2 separate regions of the Homo sapiens genome follow, and region 1 is linked to region 2. Evidence: chromatin loops called from intact Hi-C (ENCODE). Cell type or tissue: sigmoid colon. All regions are shown on one strand. Links, peaks and the distances in the headings refer to the core of each region. The heading gives the core; the rest is flanking DNA.

Evidence for each region. A loop is a pair of places that touch in the nucleus more often than their neighbours do. Peaks named below come from ENCODE experiments on the same cell type or tissue, not always from the same donor. Only the 100,000 strongest peaks of a DNase experiment are listed, where the experiment ranks them.
Region 1: a loop joins it to region 2, with 2.3 times the contacts of the local background. A loop is called at or near these places in 2 of 110 quality-filtered maps.

Annotation. Positions count from the first base shown.
Region 1 is chr4:26,048,616-26,051,847 of GRCh38, reverse strand. No RefSeq gene overlaps it. Among named protein-coding and RNA genes, the nearest start is that of LINC02357, 21 kb to the left of the region's middle. RefSeq lists silencers at 1,264-1,313, 1,334-1,413. In sigmoid colon, for the core only: no CTCF peak of the experiment used is centred there; DNase peaks (open chromatin) are centred at 1,487 and 2,636; H3K27ac peaks cover 1,541 bases.
Region 2 is chr4:26,140,428-26,143,659 of GRCh38, reverse strand. It overlaps a transcript of RBPJ not described here. Among named protein-coding and RNA genes, the nearest start is that of LINC02357, 71 kb to the right of the region's middle. In sigmoid colon, for the core only: no CTCF peak of the experiment used is centred there; DNase peaks (open chromatin) are centred at 1,519 and 2,261; H3K27ac peaks cover 2,012 bases.

The sequences.
Region 1 (3,232 bases), core at 501-3,000, 92 kb after region 2:
TACCTGCCTCAGCCTCCCAAAGTGCTGGGATTACAGGCGTGAGCCACTGCGCCCGGCCAGCAATCCTTTTTCTCATTGGCCTTGTACAGTCAGCCTGGCCACAGCTTTCCCAGCATAGCTGTCTTTGTTAGGGCATGATTAGCACTGAAGGGCCTGAATTCTGGGGAGCCTCAGGTTCCCCCAAAGCTTGCACTGGAACCATTCCTGCAGCCGTCCAGGAGATCCTGTGTGTGCAGCAGGGCTCTTATTGATGTCCTATCTTAGCCAGCCCCACTCAGCTGCTGCACACATGTTCCATAAATGGGAATCATTAGCAGCTAGCCCCATAAACACCCCCTCCTAGCCGTGTTGCAGCGTGTGCCAGCTGTGCGGCAACCGCTCAATCAAGCCTATCAGCCCAGATACAAAACAGTCATCGTGTGCATGAAAACCAGCATGCCCTAAAAAGAGCCTTCCAGGAGCCAAGGGGTGGGGGGTTGGGGGAGGAGTGGAGAGGAGGGGGGGACAGTTCCTCCCGGTTGCCTCAACAAACTCTGCTTTCACTCATCTCCCAGCAAAGAACCAGTTAGTTCAGGAGAAGAATCAGAGATCTGGCATGGGCTTCTCCACAGGGACAGTTAAAAGTGATGATCTTCTTTGCATTAAATGCAACTTATTTATTAGGTTCTCCATACCCTCAAGTTAATCGAGGGAGTAGATTCTCTGTAAAGGGGCTGACAGTCTTGATTTTGCAAAGCTGAAGCCGTCCCATTGCAAGCACATAAAAATGCATCATGTATTCAAGTGATTGAAGAGGAAAACCCAAGGAGCTGGGAGCTATGTCAATCTCGCTCATTCTCAGTAGGTTCTGGTAGAGCCCGGGATAGGGAAAGATCCAAAGCATGGCCAGGCTTTTGCTAAATTGGGGTGGAGCAGGAACAGTGGAAGCATGAGGAAGCTGGTGTCTCAGGGAGGGGATACAGGAAGCCAGGTCAGAGAAGTTCAGGTTAATTAACAACCCTGATGCAACCCTGTTGACCACATTGTTCTTCGAAAGAAGATGGGATTAGATGCGTTTAACAAGTGATTCCTTACTTGAGTATAATTATGGCAGTGCATGCTCCGGAGAGTAGGTAAATTCATCTCTCTGAGCCTCAGTTTCTCCATGTGCAAAGTGGAAGTAACTATAGAAGATCAGGTGTTGGAAGAAGCAGGTTGTCTTGGCTGGGGTTATACTTAGGGCTGACACAAAGACATGGTGATTGTCACATCCTCTCCGGAGTACCCACGAGGGTGTGGCTGAGGAAAAGCCCTGGATGTAAATGAGGTGAGAGGCCTTTGGGGTAGCCATGGCTTAGCATGAAACCGCTTCTGAGCTTGAGGCTGCTGAGGTGAACTCCGGGTTACCCCCTGGCTTTCTGCCAGGCAATCCAAGGATCAGAGAGGATCAGAGGGGTAGAAAGAGGAAGGGAAAGAAAGGGGGCGAGGAAAAGGCGGAACAGAGAGGAGGCGACTGTGCCAGCTGGGGAAGAAGAGGAGGCCACCCAGGCAGGGCGGAGGAGCCACAGGGCAGCTTCCTCAGCAGTAGGCACAGCAAGTCCTATGGTCAGCCCAGTACCTAAGGAAGAGGGTGTGTGCAGGGTGCACTGCTGGTTCTTTCTCTGCGGCAGAGGAGGGATCTGGGGCTCAAAGAGATGTAAGGATCTATTTGCTGATCACGTGGCCATTACTGGGGAAAGCACCATCCTAATTGCAATATCCCAGAACCCAGGGCCCACAGCGCTGATGAAGACTGGGCCCCTGTCCACCCAGAGCTCATTATTGGGTTAGGTAGGCATGGTGGCCTTTGGAATCACAGTGTCCATCCCAGGATTTCAGGAGCTGAAGATGGCTCCATTCCTCCCGCTTCTTGCCCATCCTCCATATCTTGAACCCACCAAGCAAACAAACAGCATTTCTCCCTCTCAGGCCTTTGTGAAAATACAGCTCTCTGCCTCTTCTCAGTCCCTTCTTGGAAGTCCTTCCTTGCGGGTGAGAGAGGCAGATGAGGAGGGGGTATGCAGGGGGGAAGCAGGTGCTGCAGAGAGAGAAATGGGAGTGGGGAGGGGAGCCCACCAGTGTTACTTTGCCAACGTTGGAGCCCAGAGGGCTAGGGACAGATACACCAGACATGCAGCCCTAGATGGACTCAGACACCAGGACAGTGACCAGAATTAGATCAATAGCTGGCTAAGGCATGCCACCCAGTCCCCAAACATTGCCCACAGAACCCCACGGCACTTCCCCTGGCTACCCCCATGAGGCTCTCCAGGACAGTCCCTCGAGGCTGGTGGGAACCCCATCCTCTCAGCTCTTTTCTAGCTGTCTCATCAAACCCAAACCAGAATGGAGTCTGTCTCTGCAGAGGGAAACTCCTTATATGGCCTCCATCCCCTTTAAGAACCTTCTGTATTTCTCTGATCGGATGACCCCACTCTGGCCTTCAGGAGGGAAACCTTCTTTGCAAATTCTTGGCAGCACCGTTTCCTATGCTCCCATCTCCTGCACCCCTGATAGTTGAGGCTGCTGAAATGTACCTAAAAGGATGTGTCGCTCTTCCTGAGCCTTTATTATTTCAGTCTTTCTGTCTGCCCAGCTGCCCCAGCCTTGCGTGAAATGTTAATAACTTCAGAAACAAATCTGAGCGATGATGGGGCCAGTCGGGGAGTGCCGGATTCTCATCTTCTGAAAACACATGTGGAAATTTCCCCCTCACTGGCACCTCCAACCTGTGATCCTCCGACATTTCTAAAGTTTGCTTCATTCCTTCATCTCGCCACTTGCTCCCTAGGTTTGATGTTTTGTTTGTTATCCCTTGAAATTATATACCCTCTTAAGAGAGAAAAAGAAAGTTGAACGTGGAGAACAAAGAAAGTTTAGGTTTTTTAAAGCACTTTTATGGAGGCTTTTCATGAACTTTACAAACGGAGTAAAAAACAAGTGTGAAAGGATTTTTCAAGGAAGGAACATGCTTTTGCAATTTGCTGGAAGTTTTCCCTTGTGTTCCAGAAAAGCAGCCTCCCCATTACTCACCAGGGAGGCACGCAGGCCAGGGAGGAAGGGGAATCAGCGAATGAAAACAGGCTTTCCCCGTCCATGTGTAAACGGCACTTAATAATCAAATTGAAAAAACACGCAAGTGAAATTAAAACGTTTTCCAAATGGGCTGCAGCCTTGAGGCCAGACTTTATGGGGCCATGGCCTGGCGTATTTG
Region 2 (3,232 bases), core at 517-3,016:
CCACCACGTCCAGCCTTAATGTGAAAGCTTAATGGTTATTTATTGCTGTGTAACAAACCACCTCAAACTTAGTGGCTTACAAAAATAACAATCTTTTAGTCACTCATGATTCTGTAATTTCTGTAGGCTCAGCAAAGAAAAACCCATCTCTTTTCCACATGATGCTGGCTGCAGTGGCTCCACTGGAGCTGGAAGAACCACTTCCAAGATGGCTCCACTACAAGTAACACAGGGCCCTGGAAGTCATTCATTGGAGGAACTTTGGCTTTTACGCTTTGCGAGATGAGGGTTTTGAGCACAGGAGTGACGTGATACAACTTACCTGTTAAGAAGATTTCCTTGGCTGCTGTGTTGGGAATAAATTGAAAGAGGGATGAGGTGTATGGCACAGGGGGACTGGTTAGGAAGTGACTGCCATAACTCAGGTGAGAGACAAAGGTGGCTTGGACCACTGAGGGAGCAGAGAGATAATCAGATGGGATTGAATTTGGATTAACATGCATCTATGCTGGCTTCTCCTTATTTAATCATATTATTATGAAATATGAGTTAATTTCAGTGTAAGGTTTGAGGTAGTCATTACATAGTGAAATGCTACGCCTATAATCCCAGCACTTTGGGAGGCCAAGGTAGGTGGATCACCTGAGGTTAAGAGTTTGAGACCAGCCTGGCCAACATGATGAAACCCCATCTCTACTAAATATACAAAAATTAGCCGGGCATGGTGGTGCCTGCCTGTAATCCCAGCTACCTGGGAGGCTGAGGCAGGAGAATCCCTTGAACCTGGAAGGCAGAGGTTGCAGTGAGCTGAGATTGCACTACTGCACTCCAGCTTGGGCAACAGAACGAGACTCTGTCTCTCTCTCTCTCTCACACACACACACACATACACACACACACACTCAAAATAGACAAATGCTTCTTGAATGCCTATTCTTTCTCCTGTGCCTGCACAGTGCAGGAAACTCACTGGATACACAAGAAGTGTCTGTAGGTTGACCCCAACAGTTCACTTAACTTAGGTGACATCTGAGCATCTACAAATGAAGACCTTGGTCATGTCCTCTGATAAGGCATGTGTGATACCTGTGAACACTTTGCAATTTAGATTCCTTCACGATAGAGCCAGCTCTTCCCCATCCAAGAGCCTTCTACTCCCAACTAGAGTGTACCATTTCCTAATGATCCTGTTAAGCCGCCACCTTCCTCTCACCAGCTGCCCAGTGAAGGCCCAACAAATGTGGATTGAGCTCAACTGCATCCCACTGGCCTCCACTCTGGCTGGAATGATGTGGAGTGAGATTCTTTAGATCCAATTCCTGGAGGCCTCTGAGTGGTGGCATATCATCCTGGGCTATGTGTGTCTTTTTTCTTTTCTCTTTTTCTCCCTTCTGGGAGACTCCGTGTTCTGCAGCTGTTACATCAGCCAGCTGCCCAGCTGCCAGATGAACAGAAGATTCAAGTTGGTGACTACTCACATCTGTACTTCTCAAAAGCAAACAGAACAGATGCCCTTAGCAGTGGGGCTCCTGGGCTCAGGGCAGGGGAAATGTACCCTGAAGGGGGAAGTTTCCCTTCTAAGAGCTGACGGAGCCACTTAACCACGGCAAGGAACATCGTGAAACAGAACATTAAACTTTGATGAACTGCAAAGCCTCAGAGGTTTAAGCTGCGAGTCAACAAAGATGTTCTAATCTATATAAACACTCTGCATGCAAATTCCGGCACAGCTTTTTGCCTTATTTGGATGGTGTTTTTGATTGCTTCTTTTGGGGGAAGGGGCTCTGAAGGCAAGAAGAGATTCTGCTAGAAGTAGAGTAGAATGGCAGGAACTGGAGGCTGGGAAGGGAAAGGGGGAGGAGAGGATAAGGAGAGGTTGGTGAATGAACGCAAAATTACAGCTAGACAGGAGAAATGAGCTCTAGTATTCTATAGCTCTGTAGGGTAACTATAGTTAGCAGCAATTTGTTGCACATTTTCAAATAGCCAGAAAAGAAGACTTGAATGTTGCCAACACAAAGAAATGACAAATGCTCGAGGGCATGGAAATGCTAATTATCCTGATCTGATCCTCATACGTTGTATGCATAGATTGAAATGTCACTCTGTATCCCATAAATATGTGCAATTATGTGTCAGTTAAAAAAAATAGATGCTGTGGTTTTCTTATTAACTTGGGGGTAGGAAGTGTTCCTGGGCGTTCCGGGCCTGGCTTGGGTCCTGCCCTGGGGCCTGTGCTGCAGCCTGGCCTTCCTGGGTCCTGCACTTAGAGCTTCTTCCCACCCGCAGGAGTGGGGTAGGAAGTATCTGAGTGCTGGGCTCGTCCCTGGCCTGCCGTTACATTCTTTCTCCTGAAGGCTTTTAGCCCAAGGCCTAGTGCTGGGTTAGAGAGGCCAGAGTTGGAGCAGGAACATCCACGCATGAATAACAACTGCAAGAGCAAATTGATTATTTACTGTGGGCTGGACACACCCTCTGAGGACTTATCCTTTCATTTAATTCTCAGCACAGCCCAGAAAGTAGGTAGGATTATTGGCCTTGTCTTATAGACAAAGGGGCTGAGGCCCAAGATAGTAAAGGGAGTTGCCCTGGGTCACACAAATCCAGGATCTACCCCAGACAGTCTTATTCCAGAGTGTGGATTCTTAACCATCTTAACAACCTGCCTGGCTCTCATTCTTGGAGCAGAAAGAGGAGATGAATTGTTCAGAGATGTTAAGGGAAAAGAAAGCAGAGCTTTTCCTTGCTATGTTAGAATTCTCCTCTGCCATTCTCAAATATTGCAAATATTTTATTTATTTATTTATTTATTTATTTATTTATTTGTGGAAGGGTCAGTGTCCCAGATTGGGCTCGGGCATCCACTTCTCCCTGTGGCTCCAATTCTGCCTCCAGGAGCGGTCCTTGGCCCAGACCTAACTAATCAAAACACTAGGGCGGTGCTGGACCCAGACCTAATTAATCAAAACGCTGGTGACCATCCTGGGATGAAGTCAGGCCAATCAGAGGCAATGTGATTTGGGGGGTGGGGGGGTGGGGCGGCTTTGGCTTGAGCTTCCAGGGCAGTAGTCTTGCTCTTTTGTCACTGACTGTGAGCCAGGGAGGAAGGATGTAGCCCCTGCCCATCGGGAGCCATTTTGTCACCACGAATGGAGATCCAGTCTGAGAATAGAATCAACGCAGGGAGGAGAGCCAAGTTGGGGGAGAGTGACACCAGATCCTGACCTCATCC